2 separate regions of the Homo sapiens genome follow, and region 1 is linked to region 2. A link is an interaction called in ENCODE POLR2A ChIA-PET data of the cell type or tissue named here. Cell type or tissue: GM12878. All regions are shown on one strand. Each heading gives the region's core, and the rest is flanking DNA. Links, peaks and the distances in the headings are about the cores only. Region 1 overlaps KCNN3 (potassium calcium-activated channel subfamily N member 3). Region 2 overlaps KCNN3 (potassium calcium-activated channel subfamily N member 3).

Evidence for each region. Peaks named below come from ENCODE experiments on the same cell type or tissue, not always from the same donor. Only the 100,000 strongest peaks of a DNase experiment are listed, where the experiment ranks them.
Region 1: POLR2A ChIA-PET joins it to region 2 with 5 read pairs; 2 of 35 experiments call an interaction of 5 or more read pairs at or near these places.

The regions. Positions count from the first base shown.
Region 1 is chr1:154,839,176-154,849,655 of GRCh38, reverse strand. The region is part of intron 1 of KCNN3 (potassium calcium-activated channel subfamily N member 3); the gene reads left to right. Among named protein-coding and RNA genes, the nearest start is that of KCNN3, 26 kb to the left of the region's middle. RefSeq lists enhancers at 3,812-3,871, 4,192-4,251, 8,829-9,123, 8,778-9,279. In GM12878, for the core only: no CTCF peak of the experiment used is centred there; no DNase peak of the experiment used is centred there; H3K4me3 peaks cover 1,154 bases; H3K27ac peaks cover 1,703 bases.
Region 2 is chr1:154,765,487-154,767,986 of GRCh38, reverse strand. The region is part of intron 3 of KCNN3 (potassium calcium-activated channel subfamily N member 3); the gene reads left to right. Among named protein-coding and RNA genes, the nearest start is that of KCNN3, 100 kb to the left of the region's middle. In GM12878, for the core only: a CTCF peak has its summit at 1,805; no DNase peak of the experiment used is centred there.

The DNA of each region.
Region 1 (10,480 bases), core at 3,576-6,075, 78 kb before region 2:
CTGTCATCAAGCAGCCTGGTCCAGGAGTCAGCAGACCTGAATTCAAGTCCTGACTCCTCATGCCTCAGTGAAGTTTTTCCTTAGTTTCTAGTCTCCATGTCTTTTCATCCTTGGAAATCTTGTCTTGAGTGGGGCAGTGGTGTCTACACAGTAATGGGGCTGTGGTGTGGACTGAGTGGGAACCCGGATGGGAAGCATGCTTAGTCAGCTGTGATGTGCCGGCAAAGGGAGGCAGCAGGCCAATCCGCTTTCTAGTCCAGCACTGAATAATAGCCTTGGGGGGCATTGCCCAGGAACCCCCATTGGCCCCTGCGAGGCCACATGGCTGTTCTCCCAGGCCTGCTCCATCTTGCTTCTTGCTTGTGTTTCCTTGAACAGGTGGAGCTAGTCTCCATTTGGGGAAGATGGAATTTGCAGGAAAATGCAGGGCTATTATTTCTGTGCTGTGTGAGTGGGAGACAGAGCTGGTTGAGTGGCAGATTTCCTGGCAGGGGGAGAAACAGCTAAGTGTGCCAGCCCAGGCATCGCTAGAATCCTCTTGAGGTGAGTGGGCCAGGATTCCCCAGTGGCCACCTCGGGAAGCAAACATTTGTTCTGAGCTCAGGACCAGCCCCAGGAAAAGATGGGGTTTGCTGTCGGGGAAAGGTCTGTACCAATATATTGAAGCTCTGAGAACATTCTACTCGGCAAACTTTCACTGATGCCCATTCTGTGGCAGGCACTGGCCCCGGGGACGTTGGGGGACACAGAGATGGATGAGGCTGAGGGGGTGTTCGGGCTGCCGTAACTCTGAGGCAAGGCAGACTGTGCTAAGTGCGGTAGAGAGGCTCTGCATCCCGTTAAGGGCCTGCCGCGGATATTAATGTTTGGAGGCTTCTTAGAAGAAGTAGGGGTTGAGCTGGGTTTTGAAGGAAGGTAGGGCTTCATGAGGCAAAAGGGAATGCGTGTTCTGAGCCGAGGCAACAGTAGGGGCAGAGGCTCAAAGTTGGAGAGTGCCCTGTGTTCTTAGGGAGGGCTGGAGAGGTAGGTTTTCCTAGAAGTTCTGGGAAGAGAAGACTGGAGAGGGACATGGAGCCCCCTGCCCGTGAAGCTGGTGGAGTAGTGGGGGCTTCACGAACTAGGCTGATGAATTTGCACTTTTGTCTAAAGGCACAGGGAACAGTGGAAGGTATGTGAGCAGGGCAGTGGTGTGCTCCAGCCACAGCATGGAGGATGGGTTATAGAGAGAGGAAGCTGGAAGCAGTGTTACTGCGATAGTTGTGAAAAGGAGGAATGAAGGCTTGAACCCAGCTCGGGGCAGTGGGAAGGGAAGATATGGGGGGAGGTCTGGGGAGGCAGGCAGCTTGTCAGGCTTCACCTTTCTCCATCCTGGGTATCTGAGTTGTGTGTGAGGCTCGAAGTGACTGTCGTGGCCCACTCGCCACATTGCTCTGCTCAAAGCCCAGCCTTTTCTTGGAGAATGACAAGCAGCGAGCATCAGGCAGCCTTCTGGTCCCAGAGAACAGGATGGCACGGTGCCCACACCAGCCGGCACCAGCCACTCTGGCTGGGGAGGGGGGGAGGCCTCCTTCTGGAACTCATCAGCGCTGGCTTCTGGCCAGGCCCAAAGGAGGTGGAATACACCCTCTTCCTGCTCGTTTTCAGAGATTTGGGAGGAGTAGGTATGGAGGACAGCAGCAGCGTGCTGGAGCCGGCTACTCTCGGGTTCGTGTCGGAGCTGGGGGAGTGACTGGCTGTGCAGTTGGGCAAGTTGCCTGGTCTCCCTGAACTTCAGTGTCTGTGTTTGTAAAGTGGGCATTATGATGCTTGGCCCACGGGTGGCTGTAAGGGCATCACACAGGTGTAATTACGCAGGTGTCATGTTCTTAGCTCAATAAATGGCCTCTGTTTTTAATTGTCAAGATATGATGATGGACTTGACTTGATGGGTGGGGAGAGGCAAGACCTCCTTGCCTTTAAAGGAGTTGAAGACTTGGGAAGCAGTTGGAATGGTGAATTCTATCTTGGGCGTGTTGGCTTTGAGGGGCTGGGGAAAATCCTAGGATATTCAGAAGAAATCTAGGGACTTCTAATCATGTGGTTCACATAAATGACCCTTACTATAATATCTATCTCAGAGTCAACTTTTCAAGACACCAGCCTCCCTGCAGGCAACCCCAGTGTGGCATCAGGAGAGCGGGGTCTTGGGTCAGCATGGCCAGCCCAGCCTCTGGCTTTGCTTGTGTCATTGGTGACTCCCCGTGGTCCTCGGTGCCTTCCTCCGTGATGGCATTTCCCATTGGCTGGCTGGGCCTCTGCCCAGGGATCCAGCTGGGTGCCGGCCCAGCTCAGGCTCCAGAGAGGAAAGAGCCCTGGATCTGGGGCCAGTGACCTGATATTCACGCTGGCTCTGCCCCTTCCCTCTCGGTGTGGCCTGGAGAGATGTGCAGGCTCCCCGAGGGCAGGGGGGGGTAGTGAGGAGGGTTCCAGGAGATGAGGGATGTGAAAGCAGCAGCACGTGCCTGGCACACAGGGGCCCTGGTAGATGCTTGGCGGACAAGTGAGGGCAGGCAGGGGAGGGGGCAGACAGGATTCAGGGAGGCAGGCCTGGGAGGAGCCCAGGGCTCAGGGAGGGGGGTGAGGGGTCAGGCGGAGCCGGCTCAACTCCTGGCTCTGCCGCTTACTAGCAGGAAGACTCCGAGTCCGGTGCCTGCTTTGGTCACATCCATGTGTGGGTGGTGGTGATGGGAGGTTGGCCTTGGGGGCCGCTCTAATGCCTACCTCACAACATAGTGATAGGTCTAGATGGATACACAGCACCAGGGCCTGAGAGTGCTGAATAAACCTTCATTCCTCCTCTAGTAAGCACAGTAAATCCCTAGAGGGCAGTCCCCAAAGGCCTTGATTACCCCAACTGTGGAGTACAGCGAGAAGTGGAGCTTCTGGAGCCAGTGCTTTCTCTGCTCAATTTTGTGTATTCTTTCACTCGTTCATCTGAAATCTGACCCAGCCCCATGGAAACTGGCTGCAGACACCCAATGGCAGTAGGGTACCAAGGGGCAGGGGAGCAATCGGCTCCCGGTGCAGACAATGAGGGGTACACTGTCTGTAGAGGATATAGAAAAATAAATAAAGCCAACAAAAAGTCTGGTTTTTGTTATTGCTGTGTACCGGCACTTCTAAACAAGGTCAGTGATAAAACACTCCTCCTCCCGGGGGGCAGACGCTCCTGGCTCCCCCTCAGTATGCTGCTGCCTAATCGTCCTCCAGAAAGGAGCCTCGGGGGCTGTAAATATCAGGAAGGAACTCAGCAAGGCCTGGCAGAAGAAGCCAGCGATGATTTGGAGAATAAGCCCATTGATGATTGCAATAGCAGCATGGATTTGGGGCTCAGGAGACCAGGAAGGGGAGGGTGCCACACTGTGAAGTAAGGGTAAGGCAAGAGAGTGGAGGTAACTGCTGTGGGTTCTGGCTGGGAGAGGCATCGTCTAGGCCCTTTAGACGTGGTCAGGAAGAGGGTGTACTTCATCTCCCTTGGGCCTGGCAGGAAGCCAGCGCTGATGGGTTCCAGAAGGAAAGCCCCCCAGCCAGGGCAGCCGCTGCCAGCTGGTGTTGGCTGGTGTGGGTGCTGTGCCACCCCACTGTTTTGGACCGGCAGGCTGCTTGCCATCTTCCAAAGGGGACTGGCCTCTTGACAAGGGTAGGAAAGGAGCCAGGGCTGCCCTATGGGCTTGGGGGCTGGTAGGGCGTTGGGGAAGGCAGGATTCACATTTCTCTAGCCTGGACAACAAGCATGTGCGTGAGGATCAAAATGAGCACTTTTAGGGTTTTATTACTATTATTTACTAAACAAGTTTCCTTGCAGGGTTGTGGAAGGGGCCCATGCAGAAGGATCTGTCTAGAGGAGGAGGCTCCGCATGTGTACAAGGGAAGGACGTGTGCCCTTGGGACTGGCTGGGGCACGGCCCTAGGGAAGTGTGTGTGTGTGTTTGCGGGGGTGGTCTGGTCATGTGGCCCCTTCCCTGACTGAACCCCTTGCAGGGCCCCATGCCACACAGCAATGCTGCGTCCGTTGCAGAAGCAGACACCTTTGGCTCCTGCTGTGTGGGAAGCAGGTGTGCATTAGTCAAGGTGGCCTCAGTGGTCCTGGGTAGTGGGGCCCCCGCAGTGAGAAAAGCAGAGACCTCTTGGGCCCGGGGGTGTAGGAGTCACTCTCCCTGATCTGCTCCCAAATGCAGGTGCATCTGGTTCCATTTGGAGCCGGTGAGCTGGCTGATGGTGGCTGTCTGGGGCTCCTGGGGCTGAGCAGCCAGGCTAAGCTTAGCCCACAGGCACTTCCCAGAAACTGGTGGCACTGTCACAGTGTTGGCTGGATGCTGAGGAGTTGGCAGGATACAGTGCAGGAACAGCAAATAGGTTTTATCTGGGTGTCAAGTTGAAACAATTGGTACCAGCTTCCAGGAGGGCTGTGTTGGGAAGGATTCTGAGGTGTTGTCTGAGCTCAATGGGAAGAGTGCCCTGATTGATTCATGAGGTCTATCTTGGGCAGGGGAAATGGAAGAGTGGCAAGGGGTTTGCCATCCCTGGTGTAGTGGAAAAAATACAGAGAGCCTAGATTTGATCTTAGGTGAGTGGCCCCAGTTTTTTTTCTCTCTCTTTTTTTTGTTTTTTGAGACGGGGTCTGGCTGTGTTGCCTAGGCTGGAGGGCAGTGGCACAATTTCAGTTCACTGCAACCTCCACCTCCTGGGCTCAAGCCATCTTCCCACCTCAGCTTCCCAAGTAGCTGAGACTACAGGTGCCCGCCACCATGCCCAGCTAATTTTTGTGTTTTTAGTAGAGGCGGGGTTTCACTATGTTGGTCAGGCTGGTCTTGAACTCCTGACCTCAGGTGATCCACCCGCCTCAGCCTCCCAAAGTGCTGGGATTACAGGCATGAGCCACTGCAACTGGCCCCCTAGTTTCCTCATGTCTAAAATGAGGGTAAAAATGTGGCCCTTCCAACCCGATAGCCTTATTGTGGGCGCTGAGTAAGATAGCAGAGCGAAAGCCCTTTGTAAAATATAAAAAAGCGATACAAACCCAGAGTGGGGGTTTTGTTGTTACTGAGTCTCCCAGGAACCTGGAGTGACTTCCCAATAATAACGTCTGCCCCACTGGGGACTACTCCATGGTCTGAGTGCCTGAGAGGCCTGACAGGATGTGTGACCGGCGCGATGCCCGGCACCCAGGCCTTTGACACCAAGTGTCAACGAGGTGTTTGGTCATGTTTCCAACTCTAAGTCACTTCATTTCTGTCTGACTCTCTCCCTGGCTTAAGATTTAGAGACTGTTTTCATGTCTAATGAAAGAAGGACAGAAAATCTCTCTCTAGAACCTTGTCTCTTACTCTCCATTAAAGGTAGCAAAATTGCTTTATAAAGTCTAAAAGCCTGACAAGAACGCGTACTAATAATGCATGAATTATGCAAATCTGTGTAGTCACTTGATTTGCATAATGGAGGGGCTGGAGGAGGGTTGGGGAGGGGAAGGAGTGAGGGTGAGGGCGTCTGCCCAGATCTGTGTGTAACGGGGGACATTCATTTGCTCCCTTGGGTGGAGTCCCCTTCTGCAAGCCCCTGCTGGTCCCGAGGGTGTGTTCTTTGGCCTTCCCCTGCTGGCCTGGTGTCTGCCCTTTGTGGCCTGGCTGTGCAGCCCCCCCTCCTACTTTCGGGGCAGTCACCGAGGCAGGGGCACCGCACCCTGTGCTGGACTCTTGTGTAGAACTGGCTTCATTAAATCTCACAGCCGCCCCTCCATGTCCAGACAGCCTTCCCTGAAAGTCCCCTGGGTCATTATTTCTCCAAACGTCTGTCTTGCTGAGGCATTGGACTTCGTTAAGTGCCGTCTGGAATTGTAACTATTGCCAAGTGCCTTTTTCTTGGGTTCTGTGGGAAGCAAGGGTGAGAAGGAGTCTCCGGGAGAGAACTCCCCACCTACCCCGCCTGGTTTCTCTCTCAGCGTTTCTCACTGTTGCTTTAAAAGGTTTCAGCCTCTGCTGTAAGGGGCCTCTTGCTTTTCTCTCCCAGCCTCCCTGCATACTCGCTAACCTTGGGACTTCAGATTTGATGAGGGGCCGGGCGCAGTGGCTCACACTTGTAATCCCTGCACTTTGGGAGGCCGAGGTGGGAGACTTGCTTGAGGCCAGGACAACATAGCCAGACCCCATCTCTATTAAAAAAAATATTTGATGAGGGCTGAGGCTGGGACTGAGGATACTTGAGGCTTGAGCTCAGTGGGTGCTGCCTGGAAGCCCGGGGATGTGGGCTCTCAAGCTGAAGGGACGCTGGGAACCAGCTGTGGAGAGCCAGGCAGCTGGCTTTTTTGTCTAGAACCTGGATGGGGCAGCTTCTTGTTCTGGGGAGGGGAACTGTTCTGCAGGGTGGATGGATGCAGGGAGCCAGCCCTGGTTGGGAGGTGGGAGGGGCAGGGACCATATCTAGCTCCTGGAGAGGCCAAGCAGACCGTCAAGGCTACAAACAGGCTGGGGTTCAGCTTATTTCAACATACTTCTTCAGCATCTATGTCTATGGGCTGGGCTTGTGCTAGGCCCTAGGTGTCAGAGATATGAAGGCACTCATAGCTGTCATTTATTGAGCTCCTATTATAAGTGTCAGGTCCTTCGCTAAGCCACTTATTTACACGTGTCATCTCATGTAATGTGTATGACAACTTTATGAGGTCACTACTCTTACTGCCCCATTTTATAGATGAGTAAGTTGAGGCTTGGTCACATGGCGAGGAAGTGGCAAAGTGGGGCTCTAAGTGAGGTCTTCGGACTCCAAAGCCCCTTCTGCAGACCGTGATGCTTTGCTGCCTCTGTTGAGTCAAACCGGACTCTTCCCTTGAGGCCCTGATGGTAACAGCAGTGTAAACAGATGGTGAGCACAGTGTAGTGTAATATATGCAAGGGGAGAGGTTGGAACCAGGCACAGAAGTAGCACTGAGCATTTAATTATGTCAGGGAGGGCCGGGGAAAGCTCACAGAGGAGGTGGTGGCGGGGGGGGGGTCCCTGAATGAGCCACAGGAGGGAAACCAGATTCTGTCTGGCACTTAGGGAAGCAGCCAGTGGAGGCTGCAGGTCAGTGGGCTGGGGTGAGGGGTAGGGGCTTTAAATCCCAGTTGCTTATAGCCCCCTTCTGCCCCACTTTTGGGGTGCGACCAGGTGATGTGAAGCTCAGGAGGTCATGGCTGGGACACTCAGGAAGGTCAAGTGTGGGGTGCTGCCCCAGGGCCCCTCTCCTCGGCCTGTATGTTCAATAGGTGCACTGGCCTCCCTGTCTTGGCCAGACAGCTCTGAGAGCCAGGGCTCTGTGGGTGCCTGAACTGTGTGTGGACCCTGCCTGGGATGAGGCCACAGCTGCTCCCACACCCGCACCTGCTCACACCCAAGAAGGGGGCCGCCATGATCACTGTGGAGGCCAGGGTGGGAGAACCCTCTGGACCATAGGGTCCCACCCCATTGCAGGGCAAAGAGGGGATCTGAGGCCCAGTGACTGGAAGTGATTTGCTGCAAGTCACACAGGCAGCAAGAAGTGGGTCAATCCCCCAAGGTTCTGGTTTGGAGCACTCCCGGGGGTCTCCCCTCACCCCTTACCCTGGGCTCGCCCTCTCCAGGCTGTGTGCCATCCTCACCACCTCTGTCGTGCCCTCGCTCACCCACGTGGCTACACTCTCGCGTGCGTTTCCTTCACACCTGGCCATCCTCTTAGGCCAGGCCAAGGCTTTGCTCTGGAGAGAACTTAAATGGCATTGTCAGATGAGGAAGGAGCAGAACCTGCCGATCCCATGACCTCCCAATAGGCCATCTGCACACACTCAGCCCGCTCTCCCCAGCCCTGCACAGCCCCTTCGGCTCGCACATCTCATCCTTACTCCTGCTAGCAAGCAAAGATGTCTGCAGGTGCTCTCATTCGGGGATGGGGATGTAGTAGGGAGACAATACCTGGTAGATAGAGCTGAACAACTTTCTGCAGAAAGTTTGGAGTGAGGGGGGCTCTGTGATGGAATAACAGGCATGAACCAGAAGCCTAATTCTATTGCTTAGAAGCTGTGTGGCTTTAGGCAAGCGACTTAACCTCTCTGAGTTTCAATCTCCTTATTAATAAAACAGGTACGAACAGTGCCTTGCTCAGTGGTCCCCTAACTTGGCTTCATTTTGGAATCCCCTGGGGATCTTTAAAAAAATGCTGATGCCTGGCTCCCAGCTTCTGACCTGATGTCACTGCCCTGAGGTGCAACCTGGGTGTGGGGATTTTAAAAAGCTCCCTGGGTGATACTAATGTGCCGCAAAGTTTGGGAACCACTGTCCCAGGGTTTGTTGGGGATTAAAGGAAGAATGCAGACACGTGGAGAGCGCTTACTAAATGGAGGTGATTATTTCAGTGTTCATCTCCCTGCCTCTCACTCCATTTAATGTGGAGTCTGTGGGACTGAGGTTTTTATTTTTATACCACAGTGGGTTTGCCAGAGTGCTGACCTAAGGGGGCTGTCAGCGGCCCATCTTTACCCGGAAAAGACCCTCCCTTGCGCCCTCACCATCTCTGCAGCCCTAGGGCAGGCCTCAGTCTTTCTGACAGGCCCCAGGGTCCTGATTAGGTCGGGGCCTGACCCCGCAGGGGCAGGCCTGCCCCTGGTCTCCACCTGGTGGCTTTGGGAATGGAAATGCTGGTTCCCACAAAGGCTTCTGGGAGACAGAAGCCTAAGATGGCAGGGTGCGGTGCACACACTCAGTCTGGATTCGGTGGCCTGACCTGGGGGATCCGGGGAGGGCGTTGGTGGGGGCAGAGGCGTGGGAGGGGCTGCTTCTTTGGAGCTCTCCACTCTGCTCCCTGGTACTGTCTGAGGCCCTGCAAACCTGAGCAGAGGCTGTGAGGGAAGACACATTTCTCCAGATTCCTCAGCTGTCCTGACAGGAAGTTGTGCATCACTGGGCTGACAGGAAGGAAATGGCTCTGCTGTTTGGAAAGAAATAGAGAATTCTGACTGGGGCTGAGGGAAAAGGTGTCTGCTTGGAGAAGCCGTTTTGTCCCGATATGAGGACTCTTTGTCTCTGCAGGCAGTTGCTCCCTGTTTATTTTCCTTTGAATGACAAGGATTGGCTTCAGTTAATGAGGAGCGGTGAGAGGAAAGTGAGAAGCGGCTTGTGAGATTTTGGGACACGGAAGCCTTCGCAGGAAACCTGGCCCTCTGCTTGTAATAAGCATCTTTCTTTCCCAGCTCCCTGCTTCGGGGACTGTGAGGTGACAAAGGATTTTGTGATCTCACACGCCGCTTTTTCTCCATCCACCAACCATACCTTTGCAAATGCTTTGATTTCTATTTCTTTTTACCACCCCAAAAACACAGTGGATCTTTTAATAGCACAAGGCCTTTTGAATCTCTAACCAATCAGTCTCCAAATCCTATCCAAAGTGCACTTAGAATAGACACTTTTAATAAAATATATTGCTTTTAAGCCAGTGTAAACCTGTGAAATTTGTACATTTCTTTTAGAGCATCTCTACAAATTTTACATTATTGAAATCACCACCCAGTGACCTTTTAGGAAATACTAGATAAATTGCAAGAGACAAATAGACAAACCAAATGGAGTAAGTACAATTTCCAGTGCCTTTCCTGCTAGGTTCCCAGTCTGAGTCTTAGAAATCCCTGACTCCCTGTGCCCCTCCCCCCAGCTCTGTGACCTAGCCCCTGCTCTGCAGGCCTCTCTGCCCACCCTGCCCCTGGCAAGGAGCTAGCAGCTGGGGTGTCATCTGAGAGCCATTTGCAGCTCTGAGAAGCAGCTCTGGTATGTGGCTCCTGGCACCTTGTCCCGTCTGTGTTTGTCTCTGCGCTCCATCATTCAAAACACTTCCACCAGTGGCCAGTGGCCAGGGCCCCCAGAAGGGCTCTTGGGGGTGGCTGAGGACTGCTTTAGAAAGGCTCAGATGCTCTGTGGCCGAGTCTGCCCCAGGCGAGGTCCTCAGCCTTGTCGAGTGAGAGCTGAGCGGGGGTCTGAGTCCAGCAACCCTCACTCACTGTGGAGCACTCTCTGTGCCTGGGCCAAACCTTCGTCAGCCAGGTGTGGATTATCCACTTTGTGGATTGCCTGTAGTGTCTTTTCCAAACCCAGGTCACGTTCGTCCCTGCTGCTGTCTCACTGCATGGGGACCTTTCCTCCCTATCAGCTGGTGGTGCTTAGGGGATGTAAATCAGGTGTCGTATCTTGTTTGTATTTTGTACAGGGAAAACAGAATTTGGAAGACAGATGGTCTCTAAAATCACATTACCAGAGCCTCCAAAGGGTCTCCTGGAGGCTCAGTGCTCCTTTGGGCTATGGGATCTGTTCCCCTTCTGGTGTAGGTACGCAGAGCCTTGGAGCAGTGATGGGGGTGGAGGGAGCACAACTGCGCCCTGCTTCCTGAGGTCTGCAGATCGCAGGTCACTCGATGGTGGTGGGCACGTGGTTATGCACTCATTTC
Region 2 (2,500 bases), core at 1-2,500:
ACTTCTGAAGTTGCTATGGAAATCTCTCTACAGCAAGATGTATTTTAAAAGACAGTTCTCATATCTTGGGTTGGTTTTTATGTGACAACAAAGGTTTTTCATATTTCCTCCTCCCAAGGAGAGAAAGTGGGATCATAATTACGCAGAACAGCCGTGCCATGGGGAGGGCAGCGCCTGGTTGCTGGGAGGGCAGTGACAACAGTGGGCTTGTTTTCCTTGGCCCCCAGAGAGGCATTACATCATGGGTTCCGAGGCCTGACAGTTGTGGCACTCTGCATTCTCTGGGATTCTCCTGGCTGCCTGCCCACCTCCCTCAGGGAGGAACCTCCTGATTTTACACTGTCAAGTGCCAAGCAGCTTTACTGGTGGAGAGACCATCTGAGGCCCCGGGTCCTCACTGCGGCAGCAGGTTGGAGAGCCAGCCTTCCTAGCGTGCCTTGAGCAGTGCAGTGGCCTGCCAGCTCACCTTTGTATGTTTATCTCCTTGGGAGGAGCAACAAGGCCTCCCATAACATTGATGAAGTGGGGTGAGCCTTGCTGTCACAGCCATGCTTTATAAATGACCTTACTGTCCTCTTGAGTGGATTCCCTTCGGACCCTTTGGACCCTTCACTTTGGTCCCTCCTGAGGCTCCAAATTCTGCAACAGGCTGTCTCAGTGTCCCAGGCCTTCCAGTCTGTCAACAGGTTTTTTATTTTGCTGGTTAACTTTTGGCATACTGATATTTTAATGAGAAATTTTATTCTGGAGATCTGGCTCCTAAAGCAGGAGAAAAACAATTTGTGGCCCATTCTTTCTCTCATTAAGAGAGCCACCACTCCCATTGTAAGGAGATAAAAAGAGGCTTCCTTGCTGTACTCTCTTCTGCCCCTGCCTCAGACACCCAGGCCTGCACTTGCCAGCAGCAGGAAGCAAGACCACAGCTCCCTCCTCCTCCCATCTCCTTCCCACAACCTCCTACCCCCTCCAAGAAGGGGTACTTCCACTCCAAGAAAACAGTAGGAATGGCCAGGCTCGGTGGCTCACGCCTGTAATCCCAGCACTTTGGGAGGCCGAGGCGGGCAGATCACGAGGTCAGGAGATCGAGACCATCCTGGCTAACACGGTGAAACCCCCGTCTCTACTAAAAATACAAAAAAATTAGCCGGGCATGGTGGCACACACCTGTAGTCCCAGCTACTCGGGAGGCTGGGACAGGAGAATGGCGTGAACCCAGGAGGCGGAGCTTGCAGTGAGCCGAGATCACGCCACTGCACTCCAGCCTGGGTGACAGAGCCAGACTCCATCTCAAAAAAAAAAAAACAAACCCCAAAACAAAACAGTAGGAAAGTGGTCATTACAGGGATGAAGCACCCTACATGGGGTTGATGGAAGCCTGCAAGCTAAACCCTGTAGGCTGAGCAGAACTGAGCAGAGCCTGGGAACAGTGGGGCCAGGCACTGTGGTTCCTCATGGACTGCTTTGGTTTGAGTTATAACCTCCAATGTGGGGCACACGCACAGTGATCCATGGGACTATTGGGAGAAATGATCAGAACTTCTACATATATATATATATATATATATATATAAAGCCTGGCTAGTATTTAATAAATGGATAGAGAGCAATACATGTCTGTAATTTATAATAAATATATGTATAATGGAGGAGGGCATGCTCAAAAAATTTTTAATTGGTAGGAGCCCATGATTTTAAAAGTTTGCAAACCACTGGTTTATGATATCAGAGGACTAGTTAGAGAGGATAGGAAAGTAGCCTACCACATGGGATGAAGCCTGCTAGACCCAGGAACCCTGCCCTCTAGCTGGAGAAGTGAGAAGTTAGCCTCCTGTAGGGAAGGAGCAGCCTGTAGCGATCCCCTTCTGGTGCCAGGCGGAGAGATAGATGGCTGGGGAGGGGGAAGGTGGGGAGGCGACAGGGATCCTGCTGGAGGCCTTTGAGAAAAACCTGCAGCATTAAGGAAGAGGAAAATAATCCTGAAGATTCCTGAAAAATGTTTAATTATGAAAAACAAAAAGCAACATTAGAAGAGTCTTGGGTGGCCAGGCACAGTGGCTCACGCCTGTAATCCCAACACTTTGGGAGGTCAAAGCAGGTGGATCGCTTGAGGTCAGGAGTTGGAGACCAGCCTGACCAACACAGCAAAAACCCATCTCTGCCAAAAACAAAACAAAACAAAACAAAAAAAAACCAAAAAAAACATTAGCCGGGAGTGGTGGTGCATCTGTAGACTCAGGAGGCTGAGGTGGGGGGATCACCTAACCTGGGAGGTCAAGAGTGCAGCGAGCAGAGATTGCGCCACTGCACTCCAGCCTGGGTGACAGAGTGAGACCCTGTCTCAAAAAAAAAAAAAAAAAAGGAAAAAGAAAGAAGAGTCTTGGGCATCTCTAATAGGGTGCCAGAATATATATGATCCTTATGATAGAGAAGAGTGGGCAGATGTGAAATGAAAATGTATCTGGTTCACATAAGCACAGAGTTCCAGAAAACTAAAATTGTT